Regions from separate parts of the Homo sapiens genome. Here region 2 is linked to region 1. Evidence: read pairs that join two places in POLR2A ChIA-PET (ENCODE). Cell type or tissue: CD4-positive, alpha-beta T cell. All regions are shown on one strand. Each heading gives the region's core, and the rest is flanking DNA. Links, peaks and the distances in the headings are about the cores only.

What was found. ChIA-PET counts read pairs that join two places held together with the same protein. Peaks named below come from ENCODE experiments on the same cell type or tissue, not always from the same donor. Only the 100,000 strongest peaks of a DNase experiment are listed, where the experiment ranks them.
Region 2: POLR2A ChIA-PET joins it to region 1 with 18 read pairs; 13 of 35 experiments call an interaction of 5 or more read pairs at or near these places.

The regions. Positions count from the first base shown.
Region 1 is chr1:25,887,315-25,903,452 of GRCh38, forward strand. STMN1 (stathmin 1) reads right to left here. Exons shown (of 5, transcript NM_005563.4): 4 at 14,177-14,368; 5 at 12,802-13,773. The coding sequence ends at 13,702. It also overlaps the pseudogene SNRPFP2 and the pseudogene RPL39P7. Among named protein-coding and RNA genes, the nearest start is that of STMN1, 11 kb to the right of the region's middle. RefSeq lists enhancers at 2,597-3,796, 3,304-3,807, 3,808-4,311, 8,104-8,398, 8,317-8,366 and a silencer at 2,984-3,278. In CD4-positive, alpha-beta T cell, for the core only: CTCF peaks have their summits at 8,272 (motif pointing right) and 8,471; a DNase peak (open chromatin) is centred at 8,247.
Region 2 is chr1:25,959,680-25,975,817 of GRCh38, forward strand. PAFAH2 (platelet activating factor acetylhydrolase 2) reads right to left here. Exons shown (of 11, transcript NM_000437.4): 9 at 14,801-14,971; 10 at 12,879-13,033; 11 at 88-2,404. The coding sequence ends at 2,310. It also overlaps the pseudogene RNU6-110P. Among named protein-coding and RNA genes, the nearest start is that of PAFAH2, 30 kb to the right of the region's middle. In CD4-positive, alpha-beta T cell, for the core only: no CTCF peak of the experiment used is centred there; a DNase peak (open chromatin) is centred at 11,872; H3K27ac peaks cover 1,786 bases.

The DNA.
Region 1 (16,138 bases), core at 6,090-11,089:
GCCAAGAGGTTGTCCAGGAGCCTGCAGCATTTGCCCATAGTTACGGTAAGTCTACCCCTCAATCCCGAAGCTTTCCTCAGTGGGTTAACAGGAAAGCCGGTGATGCTGAAACAAAGTGGGGAATGGAGTACAAGGGCTATCTGGCATCTTAGATGGCTACATGAACATGCAGCTTGCAAATAAGAGAAATACATAGGTGGGGAGCTGTCTGGACATCTGGGTGAAGTTTTAATATGGTATAAAAATGTCCTTTATAGTAGAGGTATGGAAGAAAAGGAAGAAAATGGGGGAAGTGAGAGAACAGCATCTTTTCTGGGGGATTTTGAAAATATAGATTTCTAGACAATAAAGATGTGTTTTTTGGGGTTTTTTTGTTTTGTTTTGTTTTTTTGAGATGGAGTCTCGCTCTGTCGCCAGGCTGGACTGTAATGGCGCAATCTTGGCTCACTGTAACCTCCGCCTCCCGAGTTCAAGTGGTTCTCCTGCGTCAGCCTCCTGAGTAGCTGGGACTACAGGCATGTGCCATCATGCCTGGCTAATTTTTGTATTTTTAATAGAGACGGGGTTTCGCCATTTTGGCCAGGATGGTCTCGATCTCTTGACTTCGTGATCCACCCACCTCGGCCTCCCAAAGTGCTGGGATTACAGGCGTGAGCCACCGTGCCCGGCCCTTGTTGTTGTTGTTGTTGTTGTTTTTTAAAGAGGTTGCCCAGGGGTGGGAGGGGGGTCAGTGAATTTCTGGAGTCAGAAAGCCCTGGGTTTAAATCTAGCACAACCGCTGGTTAGCTGTGTGACTAGAGCTGCTTTCTTAACCTTCCTATAACATGGGGATAATCAGAACACCTCCGTCAGAGGTAGAACACAGCACAGTGCTTGGCTCCTAGAAAACACTGAAGAAACATGTTGACTATTTTGATTTGCTAACATCACGAGTGGGTGAGGAGGGCTGTGGGAATAGACATGCCATGCCCGACCACCATCACCTGTTCACACCTCATACCCCACCACCCTTGGGATTAAATGAAATGCAATTGCCCATAAGTCAGGCTGGCTTCTTGATTACAGCAGAATGCAAACTCCTCAAGGGTGAGAATCCTTGCTTTATTTGCTGCTAAATTCTCGGCACCTGGGATAGTGCTGGTGCATAGTAGGTCCTCAATAAATATTTCTTGAATGAATAAACGACTGAACTCTGGGTTGACTAGCTCAGTGTATGGGGTAACCTCATCCTCCTTCCCTAGACCCACGTCCCTCCTCCAAAAATCTTGAACTCAACATGACTCCATCAGCTATGACTTCATTCAGCAGCAAGCAATGAAAAGCCACAATGGGCCAGGTGTGGTGGCTCAAAAACAGTGGCTTAAACAAGTAAAATGATCAACTTGCCTAGACTGGTATGTCAGCTCAATGATATTATCAAGGACCCACGATCTATCCATCTCCCTGTCCCAGCCATCATGTGACTTTTACCCTGATGATCACAAGATGGCTGCTGTACTTCTAGGTATCACGTCTCTGTTCCAGGAAAAAGGAGGATGGGAAAAGGGCAAAAGGTACAAGGAGCCAGACAGGTGACTACTTAACAACAACAAAAACAATGGCCCCTCTCTCCCTTTCTCTGCCATCGTGGTGTGTGCTTGACTCCGCTTCTTGCCATGTCTTCTCACAAGACTTCCTGGTCAAGAAACAAAAGCAAAATCGTTCCATTCTCCAGTGGATTAGGATGAAAACTGGCAATAAAATCAGGTACAACTCCAAAAGGAGACATCGGAGGAGAACCAAGCTGGGTCTATAAGGAATTCCACATGAGATGGCACACACATTTATGCTGTCTGAAGGTCACAATCACATTACCATATCAAGCTGAAAATGTCACCGTTATCTGCAGTTAGACATGTTTTATTGGGAATACATTTTTCCTCTCTGAATCTGTTATGAATGCGTTGGTTGGCTGGGTTCAGTAATAAATATGTGAGACCTTTCATTTCAAACAACAAAAACAACAAAATAAAACACTTTTCAGGTTTCTGTTATAAGGGAGGAGAGACTCAGTCCTGGGAGAGCAGCCAGCAAGGTCTGCCATGATGGCCAAATGAAACCATTGTTCCCCTCCATCCATCCCCCCACACCTACTCCTTCTCCAGGCTTGTTTGAGTAGATGGCACCCCCCTTCACTCAGCTCCCCAAGGGAAAAGCCCAAGAGTCAGCCCTCACTGCATGCCCACATCCAGTCCAACAGCTCCTGTTATCTTCACCATGACCTAGATCCTGAATCTAACCATGACCCTCCACCTCACTGTCCAAGCCACTCTCATCTCTCTCCCTTGTGCACTCCGGCTCTCCTTACCGTCCATTCTCCTCCTGGTGGCTGAAGAATTCTTTACACATGTAATCTGATCACATCACTCCCCCCTTAAAGCCCTTCAAAACTGCATCATGCAGACTATAACCAAACCCTCGCCCTGGCCCCAGGCTACACAGCTGGACCCTGAGCACCTCCTTGTATGGGGTCCCCTTGCCCACCTCATCCAGCCAAGAGGGCCTCACTTAGGCTCCTTCCTCACACCTGCTAGTTCCTGCCATCAGGCCTTGGCACTAGCAGTTCCCTTTGCCAGGAACACACTGCACCTGCCCACAGTCATTGTCTGTTATATCACCCTTTTCATCCTCACAGCACTCATCCTAATCTCTTTTATAGTCTGTCTTCTCCCCCCAGGATGTAAACAAGGGCAGAGACCTTGTCTGCCTTGTCCATCGCTGTATCCTCAGGACCTAACACTGCCTGGTAAGTAGGAGGACTGGAGGTGTATTCATTCAATGAATACGTGGATGGAGAGGCTTGTTTCGGGTGGTCTCTTAGGGAACCTTCTAGCTCTTGAAGATCTAAAGAGAAAGCAGAAGAAGGAGCTTGGGGAAGGGGACGCAACACATGAGGTATGTCCGAAACTGGACTAACATCCCAGCCCTCTTCCCTGATTGCCCAGTGTAGGAGATCAGTCAGAGTGGTGGGAGAAACTACAGGGAAAAGGAGCAGGCCTTCTGAAAGGTCAGAGGGCTCTGCAAAGCTCCAGGAGAGAACAGCTGAAGGCAGCTGTTCCATAACCCTGAGGCAGAGGGCAAGGAGTAGGTACAAGGGAGTGTGGGGGAATTTATCTTAAACAGGCTTGTTTACTTATGTTGACCAGAAACTGACCTTTGATTATCTGCACATGAAGTTCCCTGAAAGGGGAAGAATAAATGTTAATTACCTACAGGTTGTGTTGGCTCCAGGTTTCCGGCATTGTGCCTGCACGGAATAAAAGCAAGCAGCCCCAGCTTCTCGGGGCTGCTCTCTGGCCACTAGAGCCAGGTAGTCATCTAGCTGCTGTTACACTGCATACCTGTCTGACTACTCATTTCATCCGTAGGTCGGCCAGGGTCTACGGGACACACCCAGCAGCCCAGGAGATCCTGCTAGGCGAGCGTATCCAGGGACTGAGTCAGAGACCATTTGGAAAAAACTGGAAAGAAGAGGTGAGCACAGGCACTGCCATATTGAGCCCCATGAATTCAAGCCAGAATGGGACCCCCGCCATCTGGAAAATGGCATTGAGAGAGCAAGCAGCCTGCTGGCTCTGCCTCTAATTAGCAGTGGATGAGTGACCTGACCCTCTCTGAACCTCAGTTTCCTCATCTATAAAATGGGATAAAAAAGAATAGTATTTACTTCACAAGGTTGTTTTAAGGATTCAATCGGGGCCGGGCACAGCAGCTCATGTCTGTAATCCCAGCACTTTGGGAGGCCGAGGTGGCTGGATCACCTGAGGTCAGGAGTTCAAGACCAGCCTGACCAACATGGTGAAACCCCATCTCTACTAAAAATACAAAAATTTGCCGGGCATGGTGGCAGGCACCTGTAATCCCAGCTGCAGGAGGCTAAGGCAGGATAATTGCTTGAACCCAGGAGGCAGAGGTTGCAGTGAGCCGAGATCATGCCATTGCACTCCAGCTTGGGCAACAAGAGCAAAACTCCATCTTAAAAAAAAAAAAAAAATTCAGATGGATTATGTAAAATGCCTATACAATGCACGGCAAATTGTTTAAGAGCTCAAACAACTTCAGTCATGTAAGAGAAAGAAAAGAGAGGAGGGAGAAATGATGGAGCCAGGTGACACAAAAGCAGATGTCCCAGTCCCCTGGGGGCAGCCCAGTCAGATATGCTGGGAGTTTGGACCTCCTAGAAAAGACACAGAACTTTAAGGCATCTGAACTTTAGCTTCCCCTTCTCAAAATGGACTTCTGAGTTCTTCTGGTCCAACCCCTTCGTTTTACAAACGTTCTGCATCTTGGAAAGAAAGGCCAAAGACCCAGAGAGTTGGCAGAGGCAAGTACAGAGAGGCGGCCAGTGGGGACAGGGCTGTGGAGGTGGGCCAGTGCAGCAGGCTGTGAGCCCCCTGCTCTCCTCATTCTGGGGAAGAGGATCTGCCTTCATCTGCACCCCGCCACCCCCCACCACCAACACACACAATGAGGGGGAAATGGCAGGCTGGGGAGACCCATGAAGCTGGCAGGAGGAACACTGGGCAGGGAGGGGCCAGCCCTGTGCTGGGCATTTCAGCACTGGGCTCAATACTCATGCAGCCTGCGAGGGGGTCTCTGCAGTTTACAGATGAGGGTATGGGTGCCCAAGCCCCCTGAAAAGCTCTTAGAGCCAGAACCGGAATACTATTCTGTGTGACTCTAAAAATCTCTGCCCATTCTTATGCTCACTAAAGTCTGAGAAAAATTTAAAAATTAAAATTAAAAATAAATTAGGCCAGGTGCTGTGGCTCACGCCTGTAATCCCAGCACTTCGGGAGGCCGAGGTGGGCGAATCACCTGAGGTCGAGTTCGAGACTAGCCTGGCCAACATGGCAAAACCTCGTCTCTACTAAAAATACAAAAATTAGCTGGGCATGGTGGTGGGGTGCCTGCAATCCCAGCTACTTGGGAGGCTGAGGCAGAAGAATTGCTTAAACCCAGGAGGCGGAGGTTGCAGTGAGCCGAGATTGCGCCACTGCATTCCAGCCTGGGAGACAGAGCAAGACTTTTTTTTTTTTTTTTTTTTTTAAATAAAATCTCTGCCCTGCCTCTGCCTAGGAATTAAAAGGCCTGTATTTGAGACCATCACTACTACATCACTAACTGGTTGCAAGCTTGAACCAGTTCTTTCTCTCTTACCTCAGATTCCTTCTTTAAACAGGGAGGGTAGATGCCACCACGGCTGAGCCGCTGAGCCGCTGAGGGTCCCCTCCCAGCTGGAGCTGAGATTCTTGAGATTCTAAACAACCGCCTCCCTACACTGAGTCAGAAGGAAAGCCTGCTGGGCCTCTAAACCAAACGCCCCCGGGCCTCTCATCTAGCCTTCCTGGCCCGGGCACACGGGACAGCACTACCCCAGGCTTTGCAGTGCCTGGCTGGCCTCCCTTCAAGGGTGGTGCCCATCTGCCCAGTTTTCTAGCCCGGGTGGGAGCCTGGGCCTCAGCCAACACCATTCTCTGGGACCTAACTCCACTCCGTGATTTGGGGAAAAAAGCCAAGCAATGGACTCAATTAGGAGCCTCCAAACCATCAAGGCTTCCCCACAGGTTACCATTTAGGCCAGCGCTTCTCAAGCTCAATTTAAGAAAAAAATGTTTAATCTGCTGCTAACTTAATACTTCTGTAAAATTTTAAAAATATATACTATATAATACTAGTGGTTACACAATATTGTGAAAGCACTTACTGCTACTAAATTGTACGCTCAAAAATGGCTAAAATGGTACATTTATATTATCTATATTTTACTACAATTTGTTTAAATTGAAAAAAACGAAATGAAAAAGGTGAAATTCCAGCCTCAGCTTTGTTTTAATAACATTTGACAAGACCTTGTAAAATTGTTATAAAAGTTTCTAAATGCTTACTTTCAATTTCTGTACTTATCTCGCTGCAGACCAGTAAAAGTTTGTATGCTGGCAGCAATCCCCGAGCTATACTTTGATAGCACTGATCTGAGCTGCTAAGAGGGACTCTGGCTTTACAGGGCCTCTCAGGAGACCTTCTAAGAGCACAAGGTTCCTGTACCACGACTCCCTCCAGCAGGCATTTCTGGACACCAGGCTGGTCAACCCCAAGCAGCTCAGGGCAGGCACACTGCTCTGATGTATGGCTGACACCTACTTATGCCCCAGCTGTCCCCAAGGGCCTTGTTGATGTACAGTGGTTTTTATTTATTTTTTTGAGACACAGTCTTGTTCTTGTTGACCAGGCTGGACTGCGATGGTGTGAACTCGGCTCACTGCAACCTCCGCCTCCTAGGTTCAAGCCATTCTCTTGCCTCAGCCTCCCAAGCAGCTGGGATTACAGGCACCCGCCATCACGCCTGGCTAATTTTTGTATTTTTAGCAGAGACGGGGTTTCACCATGTTGGCCAAGCCGGTCTCAAACTCCTGACCTCAGGTGATCCGCCCACCTTGGCCTCCCAAAGTGCTGGGATGACAGGTGTGAGCCACTGCGCCTGGCCAATGTGTACTGTTATTAAAGTGTCCCTGTCAGTGGCCAGGAGAATGGTGATGTCCCTGATAACCACAGGGAGTCATGGGGTGGGGTAGCCTGGATTGGGGAGGTAAAAAGTAGAGAGGTGACTTCTTTGCTTCTATTCCCTAAACCAAACTTGACCCAAGCATTATCTCCTACAGGAATTCATCCTGGGCCTGCATCCTGAGGAGCCCCTATCTGTGTCCCACAGCAGAGGAGAGCACAGGTCTCCCTGTATTTGTATTGAATGGGTAACATGGTAAATTAGGAAGTGGTGCCTGTTCCTGGGAAGATGAGGGAATGTACTGTGTGCCTTGGTTGTAGGGTATGACTGGATTTCAGGCCCCACATCTCCTCAGTGGGATCTCCTGTGCAGGGTACAGTCTGCACACTGTGAGCAGGGGCTGTGATGGGTGCAGCTGCAGGCCCATCTCCACCAGGCTGTTGGGGACTGGAGAGATGGCAATGGTGTTTAGATGTTGCATCCTGAGGGGTCTCTGCCTAGGTGAGCAACAGAAACGCTGGCTTAAAAAAAAAAATCTAGGCCAGACACGATGGCCCATGCCTGTAATCGCAGCACTCTGGGAAGTTGAGGCTGGTGGATTGCTTGAGCTCAGGAGTTCGAGACCGGCCTGGGCAACATGGTGAAATCTTGTCTCTACAAAAAATACGAAAATTAGCCGGCCATTGTGGCATGCACCTATAGTCCAAGCTACTCTGGAAATTGAGGTTGGAGGATTGCTTGAGCCAAGGATGTTGAGGCTGCAGTGAGCTGTGTTTGCACCACTGCACTCCGGCCTGGGTGACAAAGAGAGAGACCCTGTCTGAAAAAAATTCTAGACACTGGGGCTCCAATTTTATTTTTTTATTTACTTTCATTTTTTAATTATTTAGAGACAGAATCTTGCTATGTCTCTAAATAAATAAGGCTGGTCTCTAACTCCTGGCCTCAAGTGATCCTCCCTCCTCGGCCTCCCAAAGTGCTGGGATTACAGGTGTGTACCACCACACCCAGCAACAGGCTGGCTCCAATTTTAGAAATTCTACCTCCAAAGGTCTGAGGGTCCTGAGTCTCATATTTTGAAAAAGTACCATGTGATCCTGATACCCAGCTGGTGTCTGGCCCATAGAGGTGCCAGCAAGTGTTTGGTGACTGGGCTTAGAGGTACAGTACATCTCTGGAAGGAGACACGGGAGACAGCTAGGTGACCTGGGAGGGAGGGAGATTCACTTTTATTATACGTCTTTTTTTTTTTTTTTTTTTTTGAGACACAGTATCGCTCTGTTGCCCAGACTGGAGTGCGGTGGCGTGATCTATGCTCACTGCAACCTCTACCTCCCGGGTTCATACCATTCTCCTGCCTCAGCCTCCCGAGTAGCTGGGACTACAGGCACCCGCCACCACGCCCGGCTAATCTTGTTTTTGTATTTTTAGTAGAGACGGGGTTTCACCGTGTTAGCCAGGATGGTCTCAATTTCCTGACCTCGTGATCTGCCCGCCTCGGTCTCCCAAAGTGCTGGGATTACAGGCTATTACACGTCCTTTTATACTGACTGGACTTTTGATCTAAAAAACAGTTTGGCTGACTTGGAGTGATGGAGTTACTAGTCTCTGTGTCAGGGACTGCAAATGCTGGGCCTCCAGCAGGGGCAGGGCGGATCCAGCGAAAGACAGAAGTGGGTGGGCCCAAGGGGATGGAGAGCTGCAGAACACAAGTCCCGCCTCAAGGGGGCAGCAACTGCCCAGAGTCCGCTGACGGCCGCTGGGTGGGACTGCAAGCCCAGGGTTGCCAGATCTGTCAGCTTTTTTCAAGATAAGCTTGAAATCAGATTTTCACATGGAATTGTCAGCTAATTCAACAATTTAAAACACAGCATGGGCTGAATGCAACATGCCTATGGTTCAACATTGGCTGCAGGCCACCAGTTTGTGCGTTCGGATCCAGGAGGATTCCATTAAGGATTGTGCACCTCAGAGCCATCTGCAAAGCTGGTGCAGACCCTTCATTTGCTTCTAGAAAATCGGGTTTACTCCACATGGGGTCCGCAAAGGATGAGGACAAAGCCAGTGCCCTGAGGTAGACCGTGGGAGTCACCCACCCACTCATCATTATTTAATCCAGCACATTAACCTCCCACCACGAGCCAGGAGATCCAGTGGTGAATGTGACAGGAGGAGTCCCTGTTTTCAGGGACCCTGTGTTCTAGCTGGGGAGACACTTGAATTAATGAGTAACACTTGTGATACATGAGGAGTTGCAGTACAGCATGGGGGTTAAAAGTCTGGGTTTGAGTCCTGACTCTACTGCTTGCTAGTTGTCATTTTAGGTAAATCCCCTAATCTAGGTCCAGTTGCCTTACTTCTCGCCTATGGAATGGCCATGATAACCTCATAGGGCTGTTCTGGGGATTCACTGAGACAATGCAAATAATTATTAGTTGCTGCTATTAAATAGAGAGCTGTGAGAGCAGGGAAGAGGGGAGGCTAGGCTTAGCATGGGGACTTCCCCATCCCAGTGAATACTGGGGCTTTCTGCCAGTGAGGGGAGCAGGAGGCCACAGGGATTGGAAGCTCCAGGCCCAGGAGAGGCTCAGTCCTTTTCTGCTGAGATGGCTGCTATGAGGTAGCTGGCTCATTTCCTGTCTGTTTTTTCTTCCTATGGATCCAATTTCAGCAGCCTACTTGTCTCAGTAGGATATGGTGCCCAAGGACTGGGCAGGTACTGCTCTGCTCTTGGCCACGATGGAAGCAGGCCAGGCCTTTCTAACTATGAACCAGAGCCCTTCCATGAAGCTGCTGCATTTTGGAGCTCATCAAACCCTACAACTAAGTTTTAAAAATCTAAGTGCATGTACGAAACAAGTCAGAAACCCTTTCCTACGCCCTTAAGTACAGAATACCAGCTTCTGCTGGCAGAGGCCTCAGCCACAGGGACATTTTGGACCTTCGTTTCACCTGGGCAAAAAGGGAGGAGGCAAGTGTCAAGAGACTTGGCTCACCAGCAATGTGTCTGGGTCCTTGGAGTTCAGCTCTGTGTCTATGACATGGTCTCTGATCTCAGGTGGTCTGCAATCCAACCCTGTAGAGAATCAGTCTTGGATTTGGAAGGGAACTTCTAGGGCATCTAAGTCCAACCTCCATCCAAAGGGGGAAGCTTTTCTATAAGAAACTTGGCCTTGCCAGGCGCGGTGGCTCATGCCTGTAATGCCAGCACTTTGGGAGGCTGAGGCAGGCAGATCATGAGGTCAAGAGTTCAAGACCAGCCTGGCCAACGTGGTGAAACCCTGTCTCTACTAAGAATACAAAAATTAGCCAGGCACGGTGGTGCACGCCTGTAATCCCAGCTACTTGGGAGGCTGAGGCAGGAGAATCGCTTGAACTGGGGAGGCGGAGGTTGCAGTGAGCCAAGATCGTGCCACTGCACTCCAGCCTGGGCAACAGAGCAAGACTGTCTCGAAAAAAAAAAAAAAAGAAAAGAAAAAATTTGGCCTTTATCTTCTGTATTCCTAAATGAACCACATTTAACAGTGATTCAAACAAATGAATTCGCAGTAAGGTAGCCAAACTGTCATCTGGGTGCACAGGTTTACCGGGACAGCTAAAACATCACTGAAAATCAGAATTCTCCACTGGGAGAATGATACAGAGTAGACAGGAGCACCTTTATAAAGGTGCTGGGGGTGGGGGATGAGACCTCACTCCAAGGCATGCAAGGATAAGAGGCCCTGCCTTTTTAAGGAGGTGGGAACGGCTGAATAGTAGGGCTTTCATTTGCTGAGACTTGTGAGCAGGTCTGAGGCAGAGGGGAATTGTTCCGGGCAACGAGGGGATGCTGAGCTGTCAGAGCAGCCCCCCTTCCTGTGCAGGGCTTAGAGCAGATCTGCCTGGGTAAGCTTCTCCTACTAGCTTAGGACCTTGGGTACGTTACTCTGCCTGTTCACTTCTCTATGGTGGAGAAAATGAACACGATGCCTGGACGTTAAGTGCTCAGTAAATAGTAGCACTGCCATTTTCCCAAGTGGAGTGATTTCTTTCTCCTCCAGCTTCCCAAGTTTAGAGCACATGTCCCAGTTCCTCAGTGCAGTGTCAGTCACATGGATTGCTCCAGAGCCCAGCAGGCCCTCCCACCTCATCCCTGTGCTGCCCCAACAGCCACCATGGCCACCGTAGCCTGAACGGCAGCCACTCTCCAGTCAACTCACCCTGCCTCCACTTTCTCTTCCTTAAAATGGTTTTGTTACTGACCACTGCAGCCCCCCACATTCAAAAGCCTTCAAAGAGCCTCCACTGCTTAGAATAAAAAAATGGGGAGGGGGCCTGCCTGGAGGGCCTGCCAAAGGCCATTAACTATGGCAGGTTCTCTGTGCACGTGGCAATCACAGGCTTACTAAGTGTTTAACAATTAAGTGCTTTATTGGGGTTTGGCTTGGAAGGTTCATCTGACTTCCAAAAGGACAAGCTCATGTCCTTTCTCCTCTCAAAGCTTCCCAGACCACAAAGCCCTCTGTGGTCACTCCTTTCACCAAAGCACTAAAGCACCCTGGTGAGTACAAGTATGTGGTCGAGAGCCTCACCCTCAGGTAAGTAAGCATTCTACAGCTCTCCTTCCCCTCACATGGGCACGTGATATGCTGGTCCCACCCCATCTTTTCTCCATCCCTAGCGCAAAGGCCAGTGTGGAGCACAATCTAGGTGCTTGTCAAATGTTAATTTAAGGGCCTCCTTCACGTCCTTCAAACCTCTCTCCACTGAGCCCAGTCAACCATAAGGCCCAAGTACAAAATCCTCAGGAAGGGACAAGCCTCATTTTCCATTCAAGACAAAAGGAATGGAGTCTGCTCCTTGGTGACAGCCCCAACTGCTTGTCAAACCACTCTGGCCTTATTAGGCCAATCTATTGGAAGTACTGCTGGGAGAGGCTGGCCCCACTGGGACAGACGCAGACTCCCGTGATGGCAGAGAATGCCGGGCCCGGGAATGCATACCCAGAGACACTTCCCCAGAAGCTCGTAGGTGCCACCGCTCCTCCTCTTCACTCCAAGCCAGATGCAAAGAATGGGGGAGTGAAAGTTACTTAACTGATCTCCCCCAACCATCTCATTTTATCCAGGAGAAAATGGGGGCCCAGGACTAAGTGCTTCTCCAAAGGTCAAGGTGAAATAGAAAAGCCAGAGCTTCTATTTCTGTGGTAAGATGCATCCCCTTCAGTTTCCTGTGACTTAAGCCTGTCACAAGGCAGGGGCTCAGGATCGCCCTCTGATAGGAAGTCAGGGCCACCATGGGATGGGTGGTAACTGATGAGGCATCCTTTCAGGCCTGTTGATCCTTCCCTTGCTTTCTCCTGAGGCCAGTTTCCCTCCCTAAATGTCTTAGATGAACAAAAGCTCACTGCCACTTGTAGGACACCTCGTATCATTATGCCAAGTTTCTACCCTCAGGCCCTCTTTATATTCCCATCTATTCAGAACTGGTATTTTAAAGATCCCAGAGCACCTGCTATGTGCCAGAGACAGGAGCCAAGATGAACTGTGCTGCACCACTGCACACAAGCCTCATCCTGTCCTCTTGGTTTAGATATTGCTCAGAACCTATTGTTGTATTCAACTATACTTGCACTTGCTCCTATTTGCCCTACATGGGCGTAACTCCTTAAACCAAGCTTTGTTCAGAATTCCTCTGATTGATCATTTAAGTAAATTTAAAAGTCAATTTAAGGAATATAAAAACTGCATAATTTCCAACTCAAGAGTATAAACTTAGATCACTCATTAGCCTCTGGTTGAAAACAGTAATCGTGATTTATACGGAATGCTAAATATCTATGTTCTAAGTGTGCTCTCTTGCCACAAACCCATTTAATCCTAACAATCTTAGGAGGTAAGTTGAGGTAGGCTGTTATTGTTCTCATGAATAAGTTTGGTAAAACCCCAATCTCAAGATACAGCCCAAGCAGCAGAGGCACATGCGTTAGCAACACATGGACCCCACCGCAGTATTAGCAATCATCTTTTGCTATAAGTGCTTGGCTTCCAAGAGCTTTTATACAGATGTCTGAGAGGCACAAAATATGTATAATTAGGCTATTTCTCAAATAGCACAGGAAAGCTGCCAAAGGCGTTCCCTGAATTGAGAGGCAAAGCACTGACAATGGGGACTATTACAGCCTCTGGATACAAGATGACGTATCTGCCAACCTTAACCACCCGAGTCAAATGCTACTTTAGAAATAATTAAGGTTCCCTTTAGTCATTTCACAGGAGTTGCTACAGCAGTACATAAAGTTTTATTAATATTCTGATTCTCGTGTCATAGCTTTTATGGCAGGAAAGGATGAGGACATGCCCCACCTGTAACGTAGAGCAAGCAAACCACCAAGTAGAATCTTGAGATTCTCTCTCAACTGTTCTCTAGAAACACGCTTGTGCTTTTAATCTGCCTTTTAAAAGGGACACAGAACAAAAAATGGTTGTTTGCAAATAAACATCTGAAAGAAAGTAACAGCTGACCTGGGCTGAGGCATCCAAACAAAGCAGTCATTGTGGAAGGAGACAATGCAAACCACACTGGGGCAAGAAACGGGGCAGAGAACGTGCGGTCATTTGTGCGTTGGGTATTTCTACCAGCCCCAAAGGCCCCATCTGGAACAAGTATCAACCAGGAGGGGCTCTATGGCTTGATTTATTAACCTAACTCAAAAGAAGTCACTGCCACCAACAGCACTGTGCAGTTTTATTAACCATTCAAGTCCAGTAGCATCTGGTAAGATTGGGACAGAATTGGGATTGAAAAGTGAACAGATATTCAGCATCTAACAGTTCAAAAGAAGCCACTACATACTCTTTTCACAAATATGTTTTCACAGAGCCAATACAGTACTAGCCATTAACCCAGTACACCAAGTGTACTGAAGTAGAAAAGATGCAACAAGAAAAATAGCTACATTAGAAAGACCAACACTTTAGAAAAAGAGTAAAACACTTTCAGTTTCTCCCCTTTAGCCCCTAAAACAACATCTTACAGTCTGGATCTGGATCTACCTATACAGTCCTACATTAGCTTCTAAAATATTTGTCAGGAGGGAAAAAATAAAATGACACTGGCCAGTACAGTCTTTGGATATTTAGGAAGGGGATGGGGAGAAAGTCAGTTCTCAGAACAAATTAGTCAGCTTCAGTCTCGTCAGCAGGGTCTTTGGATTCTTTGTTCTTCCGCACTTCTTCAATGTGCTTATCCTGTAAAGGAAGGGTAAGGTGTCATCAGTCAAAAAAAAAAAAAAAAAAAAAAGCCTGTCAAGTCACGACCCCCAGCCCCCACCTCAAAGAGGCCCAACACAACCTCAGTGCATATATTACAGCCTGTGGGAACCACACAATTTAAGTTCTGAGACATCATCATCAAATCTCCTGGGTCCCTTGTAGAACCTAACAAGCTGCCTACTGGACTTCCAAGGACTGTGCAATTATGCTGGGAATTACTGAATATTCCATCTTAAAATATACCTTTCATTTAATATGTTAAGCCCCAAAATGGATGACAAAAAGACACCAAACACCTTTTATCAAAGCACTTAGTTCAAGCCAACTCATTGGTGCATCAAACTCCAAGCTCAACCCTTTTACAAAGTAAGAAACCAACCTTCTCTCGCAAACGTTCCAGTTTGGCAGCCATTTGTGCCTCTCGGTTCTCTTTATTAGCTTCCATTTTGTGGGTCAGTTTCTCTTCTGCCATTTTACTGAAGTTGTTGTTCTCTTCTATTGCCTTCTGAAGCACTTCTTTCTCGTGCTCTCGTTTCTCAGCCAGCTGCTTCAAGACCTCAGCTTCATGGGACTGGAAAAAAAAGTTTAATAGGCTAGGCACTCTAAAATGTATTCAGGCTGGGTGTGGTGGCTCACGCCTGTAATCCCAGCACTTTGGGAGGCCAAGGTGGGTGGATCATTTGAGGTCAGGAGTTCAAGACCAGCCTGGCCAACATGGTGAAATCCTACCTATACTAAAAATACAAAAATTAGCCGGGCGTGGTGGCGGGTGCCTGTAGTCTAAGTTACTTGGGAGGCTGAGGCAGAAGAATTGCTTGAACCCGGGAGGTGGAGGTTGCAGTGAACTGAGATCGTGCCACTGCACTCCACCCTGGGTGACAGAGACTCTGCCTCAAAAAATAAAATGTATTCAGCATAAGTTAAAATTACAATAAAAATAATTTACTAAGGGGATTGAAAAGGGGCAGAAAATAAGGTCCCTTTAAATAACACCAAAATTAGGACCTGAATTATCCCTATCATAAAATACTGTGAAAATGATATTCTTTTTCTAGTATTTGTATTTAACTTTGGAAAAGTGCTTATCTGTTCAGAAATCTTACCCAATTAGTCCTTAAGGAAATCCTTGTAAGATTTACTGCTTAATGGTATCTGGATGACTTGAGGAATATGTACTTGCGAGTGGCACTTTTATTGTAAAGAATTTCACTATTTAACTTCAAAAGCTACCCAAAGAAAACTAGCTCATTGTAAAAATTTTAACCATAACTGATAAAACAATGATAGGAAATTCAAGACTAAGTCTGTAGATTACTATTTAAGACAGAAAAATTTGTTTCAAGGAAAAGGCTTATTAGCTTTTGTCTCAGGAAACTGCATTAATTACCAGACCATACCTTGGTATGACCCCTTCAACAGAACAGCTTGTTCTCAAAACACATTGGAACCACTGACTTGCAGGATAACCACAGAGCATCTGACACTGGTTCTATTGATTCTCTTCTGCCAAATCCTAGTCATGATGGGAGTTTCATTATATTTAGCCAGTTACTATGTAAAGCACAGGCTAATGACTACAGGGCCAGGGTTGATGTCTAAAAAGCTTTCCACTGTCCAACCTTTGGTTGTATTGCTTCCTCCTACTCCATGAACTCACACTATTGCATAGAAGACGACTCCTTAGTGTAAGCACTGAGGCTCTTCGGGCGGGTGTGTGTGTATACTACAAATCACTATGCTGGTCTGGGGAAGGTTATTACCTTACCTTTTGTGCCTCACTTGCCCCAGCTTTAAAATCAATCCTATCAGGGTTGTTGAGAAAGGGAGTTAAATGAAAAGTTATGTACAGTTGTTAATGAGTAACATTGAATGGAAAGAAACACACCAAAATGTTAACACTGGTTGCTTCTCGGAAGCGGGATAATGAATACTTTTAATTTCCATTTATAAATTTCTGTATTTCCCAAATTTTCTACAACTAGCATATTAATATTTATTGATTCTTCTGATTAGCTTTTAAAGATAGTTACTTTATAATAGAATTGTTTAGATAAGAGAAAAGCTACCATGATACCAGCTGAGCAACACAATCACACTAGCAATTTAAAATGTTATTGTACAGCTCTCAAAAAACAAAACCAAAGTGCCAAAGAATCATCTGGCAACAAATCTTTTCAAAGAGGAAGCATGAGAGAAGCATGAGCTTTGGTTTAAGATAGACCAGGGCTTGAATTCTGACCCCAACACTTACTAGTTGTATGACTGCAGAAAAACGACTTAACATTCCTGAAACTGTTTCTAATTTCCATTATTTGAGGCAACACCATGTATTAAAGGAGAA
Region 2 (16,138 bases), core at 9,912-14,911, 76 kb after region 1:
CTGGGTGACAGAGTGAGACTGCATCTCAAAAAAAAAAGACAGAAATCTATGATGTGTTCTTGAGTAAAAGAGCAAGCCAACAACTTCTTCAGAATATATAGTCTTTTTAAACATACATGGCACATTTACAACATTGATCTCATACTAGGCCAACAACCAAGTTTCAACAAATTTTGAAGGATGGAAACCATATGGGTCATTTTCTCTGACCACAAAGCAATCAAGCTAGAAAAGAAACTATAACTAGAAAAATCTCATGTTTGGAAGGTAGGAAATATACTTTTAAGTAACCCATGGGTTATACATCCTCTCACTTAATCCTCCTAACTATTCATAACGCAGACCCTCATTTTAGAAACGCAGGAGCTGAGATAAGAAAGAGAATACCATTTGCTCAAATTTACCCAGTTGGCAGTGGTGGAGCCAGGACTCAAAACCAGGCTCTGTAACTTTAGAGCCCAGGGCTTTAATGATACCCTTCTTATGCTATGTCTCATGGGAATTCAAAGATCCTCCCTCACAGCCTCAACGATCTGCTGTTTCACCTCTTAGAATGGCCAGTCACTGACAGGTGGAGATCTAGGCCCAGCTTGCTCTGGTGGCCCTGACCATGGGCCATTGTGTAGAGATGCATTTCCCTTTTGCTCTTACCTACTTGGACTGAGGCACGAAGTCTTGAGTAGTGGAGAAGAGAGTTTCAGTTTGATGCCCCCAAATAGCTTTGAACTGGATCCCTAAGAAGACTTCCTTCCTTTTAAAGTTTTTTTCCCACATGGGCCCAAGTAGTAAGCGAACACAGAAGAAAGACAGAAGGAAGTCAATTCCAGATGGCTCTCCATCTTGCTCTACTGCAGATTAAACAGAAAATTCCAACATAACATTAAGCAAACAAGAGTATTAATATCATTCATATTATAAACAGAACAGAATGGAAATTCAGTCTGTATCTGACTTAAATTTGGGGCAAGGGCCTCAGAGCCAGAAAACAGACAATAAAAGCACCCTGATTCTGAGCAAGTTGGAGGTTTATAATATTTGAGGCAAGAAAAAATGACCAAGGTACTCCTAGGCCTCTCTGGGAGTGGCCTTCTGCGTTTTTAAATTTTATTTATTTTAAATTTTTCTTTTTCTTTTTTTTTTTTTTAAGACAGAGTCTTGCTCTGTCACCCAGGCTGGAGTGCAGTGGCGCGATCTTGACTCACTGCAACCTCCGCCTCCTAGGTTCAAGTGATTCTTCTGCTTCAGCCTCCTGAGTAGCTGGGATTATAGGCGCCTGCCATTACGCCAGGCTAATTTTTTGTATTTTTAGTAGAGACGGGGTTTCACCATGTTGGCCAGGTGGTCTTGAACTCCTGGCCTTAAGTGATCTGCCTGCCTTGGCCTCCCAAAGTGTTGGGATTACAGGCATGAGCCACCACGCCCAGCCTTCTTTATTTTTAAGATGGGGTCTCGCTCTACTGTCCAGGCTGCAGCTGAGTTTTAGCTGACCAAACTACTTCTCTGTTGTGGCAAAGGCCTGTGCAAATGGCCATTTAACACTGTTGTTCTGTCATCTTCCCCATCTCAACCTGCTTTTGTTGTTTCCTATCAAGATACACTTAGCAAAACCCCCAAAGACATCCAGAGCTTCTGAGGTACCTCTGTGTACCTCAGTTTTTCTCCCTGTGCTGTGAGAGCCATGCTGTCTGCCACTCTGTGGGCTCACAAGTATAACTTACTACTGTAAGTATAAGTAGTACTATGTTCCATACAATGAGAAGACTTGGAAATAAATAGAAAATGTGATCACGGCTCACACCTAGAAATTTACATAAAGTGCTCAGACTTCAACAAGTGGCCCTGGGGAGGGAGAAGGCTGAGAGGTAGGAAGAGATGGTGTTGGGCTGGGCTAGAGTCTCTGAAGGTAGGGATTTTCATTCTGTCCTTTGGCTTCATCTCTTCCACTGAAGCAGCAGCACTGGCCGGGGGTAAGGGAATGAGCTTCGCTGGGCTGAGTCTTCACATCCAGGCCTCACAGTGCTCAGCCCGGGGCCTGGGTCTCCCCCAGTCCCACTCTACTGCTTGTTCCCCACTCCATCAAGGTCCCAGAAAGTCTGTTTGTCAATCAGCAAGGGATCCCAGTCCCAAAGTGATTTTAAGATCAAATCTAAGATCAAAGTACCCAGTTATCCAAGCAGCAGTGTGATTACACCTTTCAATCTGTGAAAAGGGGTCACGTTGATCACTTCTTGATAGGAGCTCATGGGTGCCCTTGGGTAGCTCCCAAATGAAAACTTGGCTGAAGTGACTTTACAAATGGCCAGTTGTGCCTACAGGCTGGACAGATGGTGGGGGGCCCCTGGGGTGAGCGACGGTCCAATGCCTTCAATAAGGTTGTTCCATTGATTATAGTCTTCTTTCAGGTCTGAAAAGGAAAAAAACAGGAACATTAGGCAAATCATTGTGAGGTTTGGTCAAAGAGTAGCTGACATGCATTGAAGGGGTCATCCTAGAGAGAGGAGCGCCTGGGATACCAAAAGGACTGGTTTTGGTGGGGTTGTGTGGTGGTGGCGGTAACGATAACTATCATTTATTCAGTGCCTTTATAAATGACTTACATAATCCATAACAATTCAATAACGATAATAATAACAGAGGGTAACATTTATTGATGGAGAATTCATTCTAAGGATTGTACTAAATGCTTTACATTCATGGTTTCATTTAATTTTCACCATATCCCTATGAACTAAGTATTAATACTAATCTTATTATGTAATTCAGGAAACTGAGGATCAGGGAAGCTACCTGAGTTGCCCAAGGTCATTAGAGCTATTAAGTGGTAGAGACAGAATTCAAATCCAAGTCAGAAAGGCAGAGAGGGCTGGGCATGGTGGCTTATGCCTGTAACCCTAGTGCTTTGGGAGGCTGAGGCAAGAGGATCACTTGAGGCTAGGAGTTCCTAGACCAGCCTGGGCAACGTAGCAAGACCTCAACTCTACAAAAAAATTAAGAAATTAGCTAGGTATGGTGGTGTGTGCCTGAAGTCCTACCTACTCAGGAGGCCAAGACTGGAGGATTGCTTGAGGCAAGGAGTTGGCGGCAGTGAGCTGTGATAATGCCACTGCACTCCAACCTGGGCAACAGCAAGACCATGTCTCAGAAAAAAAAAAAAAAAGGCTGAGAAAATGAAAAGTCTAGTTCCAGGCTCAAGGAGGTTACTAGGCAAAAAGCAGTATCTGACAGCTCAGCCTGTGGGTGCAAATCCAGGACCACTTCAGTGAAGGGCAGGAGCAAGAGGACAGCAACATCATGGAGCAGCGAAACTCCAGGAATGACTCAAGAAGGGGCCCTGAGCTCACAGCCAATAGGGGTAACTACACGGCAAGAACAGGCACAAAGGGTCCAAGCCCTCAGGCTGAGGGAGCAGGGCAAGCTAAGCAGATGAATGGTGTCCTTCCTCAAAACAAACAGACTCTGGGACAGAAGGCAGGGACCACTCTCATGCATTTTTGGATTCCCAGTGCCCTGCCAGGAACCTGGCACGGAATAGGTCCTCAATGTATAAGTACTACATAGTCATTAATTCAAAAAACAATAAGCACATCCACTATGTGCCACACTCTGTTCTTTGAGCTAAAAATATATCCACAAACAAAACAGATGGAAACTGCTGTCCTCACAGAGCTCATCATCTAGTGGCAGAGACAAACAATAAACATAATAACTATATAGGATGTGAAAAGGGGAGAGGTGCCATGGAAAAAAAATAGAGCCCGTTAAGGGAAGCACTGGTGGTGGCCAGGGGTTGGAGTGAAGGGAGAAAGGAAGGACCCAATGTTTTTTGTTTGTTTGTTTTTTCTTTGAGATGGAGTCTTGCTCTGTCACCAGGCTGGAGTGCAGTGGTCAATCTCGGCTCAACGCAACCTCTGCCTCCCAGGTTCAAGTGATTCTCCTGCCTCAGCCTCCTAAGTAGCTGGGACTACAGGCATGCACCACCACACCCAGCTAATTTTGTATTTTTAGTAGAGACGAGGTTTCACCATGTCGGCCAGGACGGTCTCGATCTCTTGACCTTGTGATCCGCCCGCCTCGGCCTCCCAAAGTGTTGGGATTACAGGCGTGAGCCACGGTGCCTGGCCAGGCCAATGTTTTAAAAAGGGTGGTCAGGGTGGGCCTCACTGAGAAGGTGAGATTTGAGGCCAGGCTTGAAGGAAGTGGGAGTGTGCCACGAGACTATCTGAGAGGAATGTTCTAGACAGAGGGAGGAGCAGTGCAAAGGCCCTAAGGCTGCAGCGTGCCTGGCGCGTTCGAGGCTCATGTGGTGAGAGTGAAGTGAGCCAAGGGAAGAACAGCAGGGGAGGAGGCCAGGAGGGACTGGAGGGCCACATGACATATACCTGGCAGGATAATCGAGTCTGGCTTTGGCTCTTAGGGAGACTGGGAGCCACTGGAGAATTCGGAGCAGAAGAGTGAGAAGATCTCACTAAATTCCTAAAAGGATCACTCTGGCTGCTCTATGAAGAAAAGACTCTTCAGTGCTCGCTTTGGCAGCACATATACTAAAACTGGAACAATACAGAGATGAGCACGGCGCTTGCACAAGGATGACATGCAAATTCGTTAAGCTTTCCATATTTTTAAAGAGAAATAAATAATAATACCATGATTGAGGAAGCCAAAATAATAAATAAATAAATAAAATGACTCTTCAGTAAAGTTTCAGGATACAAAGTTGGTGTACAAAAATCAGTGGTGGTGATTTTTCTGGGTGCACTGGCTCATGCCTATAACACCAGCACTTTGGGAGGCTGAGGCAGGAGGATCGCCTGAGCCCAGGAGTTTGAGACCAGCCCAGGCAATAAAGTGAGACACTGTCTCTATAAAAAACAAATGAAGAAACAAACAAAAATATCAGTAGCATTTCTATACACCAATAACAATCAAGCTGAGAACCCAATCATAAACTCAATCCCATTTGTAATGGCCACCAAAACAAAAACAAAAACAAGAACAAAACAAAACAAAACCTAGGAATACATTTAACCAAGGAGGTGAAAGATCTCTACAAAGAGAGCTACAAAATACTGATGAAAGAAATTGTAGATGACACAAACAAATGGAAAAAACATCCCACACTCATGGAATGGAAGAATCAATGTTGTTAAAAATGACCATAATGCTCAAAGCAATTTACAGATTCAACGCAATTCCTATTAAACTACCAACGCCATTTTTTACAGAATTAGAAAAAAAGTCCTCAAATTCATATGGAACCAAAAAAGAGCCTGTCAAAGCAACCTTAAGCAAAAAGAACAAAGCTGGAGGCATCACATGACCCAACTTCAAATTATACTACAAGGTTATAGTAACCAAAAGAGCATGTTACTTGTATAAACACAGAAAAATAGATAAATGAAACAGAATAGAGAACCCAGAAATAAAGCCCCCATACCTACAACCAACTGATCTTTGTCAAAGTCAACAAAAATATATACATGGGGAAAAGATACCCTATTCAACAAATGGTGCTGGAAAAATTGGATAGCCATATGAAGAAGAATGAAACAGGACCCATATCTCTCAGCATATATAAAAATTAACTCAAGATGGATTAAAGACTTAAACATAAGACTTGAAACTATAAAAATCCTAGAAGAAAAACTCTTCTGGACATTGGCTCACGCAAAGAATTCGTCCTTAAAAGCAAATGCAACAAAACCAAAAACAGACAAATGAGACTGAATTAAACTAAAAAGCTTATGTACCACAAAAGAAACAATCAACAGAGTAAATAGACAACCTACAGAATGGAAGAAAATATTTCTGAACTATATATCCAACAAAGGGCTAATATCCAGAATCTATAAGGAAAGGCTGGGCATGGTGGCTCACGCCTGTAACGCCAGCACTTTGGGAGGCCAAGGCTGGTGGATCACTTGAGGTCAGGAGTTTGAGACCAGTCTGGCTAACATGGTGAAACCCTGTCTCTATTAAAAATACGAAAAAATCAGCCAGGCATGGTGGCGGGCACCTGTAATCCCAGCTACTCAGGAGGCTGAGGTAGGAGAATCACTTGAACCTGGGGGGCAGAGGTCACAGTAAGCCGAGATCACACCACTGCACTCCAGCCTGGGTGACAGAGCAAGACTTTGTCTCAAAAAAAAAAAAAAAAAAAAAAAAAAAGAATCTACAAGGAACTCAAACAACTCAACAAGAAAAAAAAAAACACATAATCCCATTAAAAAGTAGGCATTCTGCAGAAACTGGACTCAAAAAAAGAAAAAAGTGGACAAAGGACATGAATAGACATTTTTTTCAAAAGAAGACATACAAGTGTCCCACAAACATATTTAAAAAAAAAAGTTCAACATCACTAACCGTCAGAGAAATGCAAATTAAAACCACAATGAGATACTACACCAGTCAGAATGGCCATTATTAAAAAGTCCAGAAACAATAAATGCTGGTGAGGATGCAGAGAAAGGGAACACTTATGCACCGTTGGTAGGAATGTAAATTAGTACAACTTCCATGGAAAACGGTATGGAGATCCCTCAGAGAACTAAAAATAGAACTACCATTTGATCCAGCAATCCCACTACTGGCTATCTACCCAAAGGGAAAGAAATCATTACACCAGAAAGACACCTGCACACATATGTTTATCACAGCACTAGCCACAATAGCAAAGATATGGAATCACCCTAAGTGCCCATCAACAGAAGATCTGATAAAGAAAATGTGGTGTACAGATATACCATGGGATACTACTCAGTTATAAAAAAAGAACGAAATCACGTTTTGCAGAACCGCAGGCCATTATCCCAGGTGAAATAACTCAGAAACAGAAAGTCAAATACCGAATGCTGTACCGAATGCTGTCACTTATAAGTGGGAGCTAAATGATGGGTACACATGGACATACAGAGTAGAAAAATAAGACACTGGAGACTCCAAAAGGTGGGCAGGTAGGAGAGGGGTGAGGGCTGAAAAATTACCTACTGGATACAATGTTCACTATTCGGGTGATGGGTACACTAAAAGCCCAGACTTTACCACGTGCAATATAGCTGTGTAAGAAAATTGCACTTGTACCCCCTACATCTATACAAATAAACCCAGCACTTTGGGAGGCCAACACAGGCAGATCACAAGGTCAGGAGATCAAGACCATCCTGGCTAACATGGCGAAACTCCATCTCTACTAAAAATACAAAAAAATTAGTCGGGCCTGGTGGTGGGCGCCTGTAGTCCCAGCTACTCGGGAGGCTGAGGCAGGAGAATGGCGTGAACCTGGGAGGCGGAGCTTGCAGTGAGCCGAGATCGCGCCACTGCACTCCAGTCTGGGCGACAGAGTGAGACGCCTTCTCAAAAAAAAAAAAAAAAAAAGACTGTGAAGAGAGGGACTGGCAAGGGTGGTAGTGAGGAGACCAGTTAGGAAACCACTGCACTAATTTGGATGAGAGATGATTTGGACAGGATGGTAGCTGTGGGGTGGTGACAAGTGATTCAATTCCATGTGTATTTTGAAGGTAGAGCCAATAGGATTGTTTGAGGGACTGGGTAGGAGGCATGAGAGAAGAGACAAGGATGAAGACTTTGACCTGAGTAACTAGAAGGATGGAGCTACGATTAACGAAGAAGGAAAAGAGTGCAGTTGAAATTGGTTTTGTTTGTTACTTCTATTAGATGACTAAGTAGAGTTGGGGAGCAGTGGCAGAGGGAGTCCCCAGCATGGAGTTGGCACGGAAAGCCATTAGAAGAGGTCCAGGCACTGGGCCCCGCAAGCAGCACAGCAGATGGAAGAGGCCCAAACATGGAGATAGGGGGAAGTCCACAGTGTGGATCTCTGAAGTGAAGATGGGGGTTTCCCAGAGGAGGGGGCCATCAACTTTATCAGAAGCTGCAGAGAGTTCCAGAAGTTGGGGAATGAGAACTACTGGAGCTAGCATTGTGAAGGTCACTGGGCACCCTGACAATAGCGGTTTTGATGGAGTACTGTGATGCAAAAGCCTGGAGTGGGTTAAGAGGGAATGGGAAGAGAGGAATTAGAAAAAGCGAAAGCAGACATTCTTTTGAGTTTTGCTGTGATGGGGAACAGGGAGATGGGTGGCAACTGCAGGGGATATTGAGGTCAAGAGAAAGTTATTTTTTTCTAGGAGAAACTTCAGCATGAAATGAACCAGCAGAGAGGGAAAAATTGATGATCTAAAGTAAAGAGGGGCTGGGCATGGTAGCTCACGCCTGTAATCCCAGCACTTTGGGTGGCCGAGGTGGGCGGATGACTTGAGGTCAAGAGTTTGAGTCCAGCCTGGCCAACATGGCAAAACTCCATCTCTACTAAAAATGCAAAAATTAGCTGGGCATGGTGGTGGGTGCCTGTAATCCCAGCTACTCGGGAGGCTGAGGCAGGAGAATTGCTTGAACCTGGGAGCAGAGGTTGCAGTGAGCTGAGATGGCAGCTACTGCCTTCCAGCCTGGGTGACAGAGTGAGACTCTGTCCTAAATAAATAAATAAATAAATAAATAAAATAAAGAGGGAAAAATCACTGGCGCAATCATGTTGAGCAGACAGAAGAGGATGGAATCTTGTGTTGGGGGGTTGGCCTTAATGAGGCAACTGAGGTGGGAACTCTAGTAACCGAAAGGAAAGCTGATTATACACAGGAAGGTGGGGAGAGGTGGTGTTGGGAGTCTGAGGAAGTGCTGGTTGCTTCCATTTTCTTGGTGAAGTGGGAGGCAAAGTTAACTGAGAGACAGGATAAGGGAAGAGGTGTGAGAGGTTCGAGGAGAAAAAAGGTGTGAAATAGTCTTCCAGGAGAGTGGGAGAGGAGAGTAGGTGGAGACAGGAGCTGCATGGAGTTAATATGAAGGAAGCACCAGTCTTCATAGAAGATCATATCCCCAGAACAGCCAAACAAGTGCTCTCAGAAGGAATTTTTTTCAGAGTGAGAGGTTCAGCTGAGCCACTTACAGCCTATTTTAGTTTCCCATGTGACAATGTACTGTGTGCCTACTAAAAGCTTTTCTCTCTTTGTAAAGCTAATTTGCCCAAGCCCACAGCCTTGGCCTTTTTCTTTTCTTTTGAGACAGGGTCTCACTGTGTTACCCAGGGTGGAGTGCAGTGGCACAATCACAGCTCACTGCAGCTTCAACCTCCTAGGCTCAAGCAATCCTCCTGCCTCAGCCTCCTAAAATGCTGGGATTATAGACGTGAGCCACTGTGCCCAACTTTTTCAGACTGTCTTATCTCTTATCACTCGGATTACTGCAAAAGCCTCCTACCTAAGAGCTCCCTGCCTCTCACCTTGCCCCATCCTCCACAATGCACCAGACTGTGAACACAAGTCTAATCACAACATTCACCTGCTTAGAACTCACCAGGGGCTCCTGACAGCCTGTGGAATAACATTCAAACTCACTTCAGCAAATCCATAGGCTTCTTCCTCTGGCTTCTGCCCACTTCTCTATCTTTGCCTTTCAACAATTCACTCTCCTGAGCTCCAGATACACTAAACACAGTTTCCCAATCCTGACCAGGCCCACTCAAGCATTTATGCCTTCTGTCCAGAAGACCCTCGCCCTTTCCTGCCTGTGAACCCTCCACTAAGATTAAAGGCAAACATTGTGTTGTCAAGGAAGCCCCCTTTCCTAGCTGTTCTTCCTCTCCTGTCAAAGTTAGGAGACTGTCCTCCGTGTGGACAGTCTAAAGACTGAGTGCCTACTGTGGCCATGGAACTTATCACTCTGAATTGTCACCAGAGTCACCGCCAGCATAGTGAAGTGACTAAGGGCATGGGCCTTGGAATTGGCCAGTCTAGGTTACATATTGGCTTTGCCACTTGATAACCAGATAACCTTAAAGAAATTACTTAAATTTCCTACGCTTTGGTATCCTCCCCTGTAAAATGCAGTTAATAATAAAGGTATCTACTGGAAAGGGCTGTCTCTAGAATTACACGCGATAAAGCAGGAGCAGAAGGCCTGGCATAAAGTAAGTCCTCAAAAATCTTCTTTCAGTCTAAGTGCCTCCTACCTCCCATTTCCATGTCTGCTAGCAGGTTTCTAACAGTGAGTATCTTAGCTCAACGGGTATTGCTTTTAAAGGGAGCCCAATCGTGCCATGGTGGGCTTCCCATCATCTTTCATCTTAAGCTTTTATAATGACATGGTGCCTATGAGGGGACAGGGGAAGGGGGCTGAGGACCAGGCAGTCAGGCGCCATTAAAGTCTTGAGACATGGGTCCATTCCCTGCTTGCCAGGTGATAAGAATGATGCCCTAAAATCTCTTATTGACCCTAAGGTCTCCAAACACAGGCTGGAATCAAGGCTCACGATGTGTAAGATGAAACGAACAGGCAGAAATATAAAAATGAAAATTTACTTCCAAAAAGTCAATAAATGCGTAAGACAGATGTGTTTTAAATGCAAACTCAATCCAGGCTGTTTGTTGTGCACTTGTGAGGAATGTGAATGCACTCAGGTCATCCAACTAAAAGGCTAGTGTCCAGAGCACAGAGACGGCCAGGCGCGATGGCTCACACCTGTAATCCCAGCACTTTGGGAGGCCGAGGCAGGTGGATCACTGGAGGTTAGGAGTTCGAGACCAGCCAGGCCAACATGGTGAAACCCTGTCTCTACTAAAAATACAAAAAGTAGCTGGGTGTGGTGGCACATGCCTGTAGTCCCAGCTACTTGGGAGGCTGTGGCAGGAGAACTGCCGGAGAATCGCTTGAACCCAGGAGGTTGAGGTTGCAGTGAGCTGAGATCACACCACTGCACTCCAGCCTGAGAGACAGAGTGAGACTCCGTCTCAAACAAAACAAAACAAAACAAAAAACAGAGCACAGAAGAGACTGTCCAGGATGGCACCGGTCAGACCACATCTAATACATTATAGTCAAGTCAGGGCACCACAGTTTATCTATTTATTTTATTTTTTGGAGACGGTATCACTCTGTTGCCCAGGCTGGAGTGCAATGGCATGATCTTGGCTCACTGCAGTCTTGACCTCCCAGGCTCAAGTGATCCTTCCACCCCAGCCTCCCGAGTAGCTGGGACTATAGGCACATGCCACCATACCTGGCTAATTTTATTTATTTTTTTGCTGAGATGGGGTCTCACTATGTTGCACAGGCTGGTCTCAAACCCGTGGCCTCAAGCAATCCTCCCATCTCAGCCTCCCAAAGTAGCTGGGATTACAGATGTTGAGCTACCACACCCGGCCAGGGCACTACACTTTAGAAGGGGCACCAAAAAACAGCGACTCCAAAGGAAGGGGATAACAAATAGCAACATGGGGAATTGAACCGGGACAGGTGGAGGTACCACGAACATTTAGTTTAATAAACAGAACACTCAGAGAAGACTAGCATAGGTGACTTCAAATATCTAGGGAACTGCCAGGTGCCGTCTGAGGCTTCTATGGGTAGCTCTTGAGGGGTTAACCTGGGCAAGTAGAGGAGGGTTACAAACTAGGAGATCTTGCTCTTAGGTTAGAGTTAAGTCAAACCTTTGAAATTCAGACAAGCCTGGCTCCTTTCTCATGGAAACTGCCCTGCACACAGCACCTGCTGAGGGATCAGAAAGGGACCTCTGATGCAGAGAGCTCAGAGCCTAGCTGGGACGGGGCTACAGTGTGTTCTGGTGGGCAAAGAGGAGCTGATACAATCAAATTGCCTCTCTTGGAAATCTGTTCAAAGAAATCCAAAAAAATATGGCAGTGAGCAGTGGGAGCTGAAGATGAAAGGATGCCGCAAGCTAAAGGGAACACACTCTGAGTGGTTCAAGCCGAGTGAAGTTATGAGGAAGCAGAAATGGAATAAACAGCTGCTATCAGTGAGAGAAAAACCACAGAGCAGAAAAAAAAATGCATAACGGAACAAAGAAAAAGAGATGTCGTGAGAGGAAGACACAGAGAGACTGAACCCATGAGACAGACGGAAAGAAAAGTCAGTCCTGCCAGCCACCCTGATTTCTATAACTGCACTCCCACCCAGTCCAGGTGCACTCTCATAAACAAACTCCCCTTTTTTTCTCAAGCTAAGTTTGTGAACCTCTAGTCTTTGTAACCAATAAAGCTTAATAAGAGGATGCCTCCTCTGGGTGGAAGCTGGACCATGGACCTCTGCAGGCCTCGCCCTTTAGCTGCTCTATGACTGATGACATTATTCATAGTCCTTCCATGCTTTGTTTCTTTAAAACACTTCCATAAATTTAGCCCGTTATCCTCATAAACTCCCCTACAATGCAGATAAGGTGGGCAATAATGAGTCTGGGTAAGGAGAGAGGTGGTGGAGTAGAGAGAGGTGAATACTCCATTTACAGGGAGGAAACCAAGGTTCAGAGAGGTTAAATGACTAGGCCAGGTCATTCTGCAAGTAAGATAGTCAGGATCTCCAAACTTTCAGTTAAGTATTTTTTCTTATTTATTTGTTTAATTATTTATTTAGAAACAAGGTCTTGCTCTGTTGCTCAGACTGGAGTTCAGTGGTGCAATCATGGCTCACTGCAGCCTAGACCTCCTAGGCTTAACTGATCCTCCCACCGTAGCCTCTCGAGTAGCTGGGACTATAGGTGTGTGCCACCACACCCAGCTAATTTTTTTTTTTTTTTGGTAAAGATAGAGTCTCACTATGTTGCTCAGACTGGTCTCGAACTCCTGGCCCCAAGCCATCCTCCCACCTCAACCCACCAAAGTGCTAGGATTACAGGCGTGAGCCACTGCACCTGGACTTGTTTTTTCTGTAATTCTATGTAAGTCTCTCCTTCACTCAGGTTTTCCATTTGCCATAAATCTCCTTCCCAGATCCCAGACATGTCAGAGTTCTCACTCTGCTGCAAGGAAATCTAAGGGACCCCACAGCTGCCCCAAGAGCCCCAGTTTTCTCCTTACCGAGGTGCTTCTGCAGGAAGGCCAACATGGCCCGTACCATAACCTCCTGCCCTTCATAGGGGTCCAGGCTCCCACGGGTTTCAGTGGAGAAGAATTTACCAATCAAGTTGCCAGTCACAAAAGCAAAGTCAGTTTGACTCCGATGAACAGAACCACTAGGGGAAAAGAAAAACAACTGGCAGGGGTCTGGCGGCTAGGGCATACAGATGTGTGTTAGGCACCTACTATGTGCAAGGTGCTTTTCATGTATTATCACACTTTATTTTCACAGCAACCTTGTAAGGGAAGTATTTTCCCCCTTGACAGAATCCAAGGAGAGAAACTATCTGCTTAGGGTCAGGTCATACAAGTAGTTGGGGATGGAGTTAGGATTTGAAGCCAGATGTGCTTGGCTTCAAAGCTGGCTTGACCCGTAGACTACAATGCCTGGCAGTGCAGGGAAAAGGTTGAGCTAGCAGGAGCAGGGACAGGAGCAAGGAGGTGGGATCTGTGGCACGTGGCATTTCTATGTTACTACAATCTATTAGCTGTGGCTTTTGCCTGGTGAATTTCAAACATTCACAAAACAAATGAAGTTATTCTTCAGAACTGTACCACAGAGTGAAGAGGGAAAAGGAATTACTTGCCTTTATTTAAACAATCAGAAAAGTAAGAGTGAGTGCTTTGTAAAAGGGGGTTTCTGGGTTGGAACTTAAGTCCTTTGGCAGAAAATAAATTTAATTTGCAGGTGAAATCCTTGCTAGGTTAATTTTGGGCTAAATTATTCATAACTGAATTTACTAGTCAATTCAGTGAGAGAAAGAGAATCTAAATGCTAAAGTATTTGTCTGATATCACAGAAAAACTGACTTTAAAAAATGCATTAGTTAAGGCACACAAAAAGGTGTATAGAATAATATATGGGATACTTGAGTATCCAGCACTCAGTTGAATAAACGATACATTGCCAGGCGTTAAGTCCCCTGAGTGTACCCCTTCCCAACTGGCCTCACCTCCTTTCCCTCCTGAATCTGACCTGGGGAAGCATTCAGGCAGTGTCTACTGCCATGAAACCTAACTGAACGAGGAGGGGTGGCCCTAGGAAAGAGGGCCAGGACCAAGATGAGCAAGGGAAGAAGCCACTGGCCATACTGCCGGCCCCAGTGCTCGAGGGCTCTGGATTTGGCACTTCAACTACCCAGTGACTCCAAAGGTCCATGGTATGCAGTCACTTGTCATTCTGCTGAAATAGGAACCAGATGGATCCCTGGATCCTGTGTGCCGCTGGGCTCAACTGCAGGGCAGGAGCAGTCCGTGAGATCTCAGCCCGACATCTGTGGCTCAATATCACCTCCCACATGTGGAACATTTCTTAAAGTCACTAAAAATGTTTTTTTCCCTGTGAAAAATGGCTCCCAAAAGAAAACTAACTGATAGTGCTGATGATGGAAGTGAAAAAATGTGGCTTCTCTTGACCAGAATATAGAAGGTTTATGGAAGACAACATATGTTAACAGTGATCTGTGATTCTGGTATTCATGAAGGTCTCTAGAAATGTGTCTGGTGAATATCAAAGGTCTACCATATTCACACTCTTCCAAAGACCCAATAAAATTCCCAAATGAGGCTAGCAATCTCTGGAACTCATCCAAACCCACACCACTTCCTTTCCAACACCCAACCCCATAATGCCCTTTTTCAGAAAGTACTAGGTAAATCCTGTCATAAAGTCAGATAAACTATGGAATAAATCACTGTAGATGGAGCTCAGTGGAGAAGAAGGACAGACAGAAAATTCTAAAAGAATTTAGACTTTGCAATTCAGGAAGTATTCAGGTATCCTACTAATGGGTAGAAAGTTTTGGGTAATCCAGAAGTTAAGGGCACCACAGCAAGTGGCAAATGGAGAGGGCCCTGGGATCACGACCTTGTGGTTTACTCACAGAACGGTTATGATCCTAGACTGTTCATGCTGGGCACATATCTTCTTCATCAAATTGACACTCTCCATTGTCTGGAATTTCTCAGTATTGATAAAGAACACAGGTCCTCGGGCCTTGGGGTAAAAGTCACGTTCCAGAGGAAACATCCAAGCATCCAGAGCCACCGCACACCTGGAATAGGACCAGACATTTGGAATTGCCATGCGGATCCCAGGCAAGAATAGTTAGGGTGGTGGAGGGAAGGGCGGAGTTCCTCCCTCTGGTGGGGTAAAGGCTCAGAAAGCCAGGAGGGGGGTACCAGGGCCCACGGCCTTCAGTCAGGATCTTAGGTAGGGATCACTTTTACTTTTCACCAAAGATCCTTCTAGATTTCAAACTCTCTGAGAACAAGGATCAGATATCCCTCTTCTCCTGGATCTACTCTCAGGTGACTGACCTGAGTTCCACAGAATGGCACTTCATTCATTTAATTATTCATTCATTCAACATTCATTGAGTGTCTACTATGTGCTTTGGATATAGACATAAATGAGTGTTCCTGCTTTCAAGGAGCTCCCAGTCCAGCAGGGAAGACAGAATAGACAAAGTGGCAAAACAATATAACTTAGTGCCCTGATTGCACAAGGTTCTATGTGAGGTCAGGAAAAGCCTCCTTGGTGCCAACAGCAAAACCATGTCACCAAGAGCAATATTATGGGCCTTAAGATTTTGCCATTTCCTTCCTCAGACCCCTGAAATGCTCCTCTATTCTTCTCCATCTCAATAAAGGACAATCATCTTCCACTCAAATAATAGATACACAAATGAAAAACCTTGGGCTGGGCATGGTGGTTCATCCCTGTAATCCCAGCACTTTGGGAGGCTGAGGCAGGAGGATCACTTGAGCCCAAGAGTTCAAGACCAGCCTGGGCAACATAGCAAGACACCATCTCTTAAAAAAAAAAATTAAAAAATTAGCAGGGCATGGTAGCATGTACCTGTAGTCCCAGCTATTTGAGAGGTTGAGGCATCACTTGAGCCCAGGAGGTTGAGGCTGCAGTGAGCTGATTGTACCACTGCACTCCAGCATAGGGCAACAGAGCAAGACCCTGTCTCAGAGGGAAAAAAATAAGAAGAAAAACCTGGATTTCCTCTCTTTCCTTCACCTCCCACATGACCAAATCCTGAAAACTCTAAGACATATCCTGACTCCAATCACTTCTCTCCATCCCACTATCTCAATCCTGATGTAAATTTATCATCTTTCACATTGACTCTGAAACAGAATCTCTCTAATGAGCCTCTAGGCTTTCAGTCTTGTCCTGCTACAATCCATTCTTCACATAGTAGCCAGAAGGA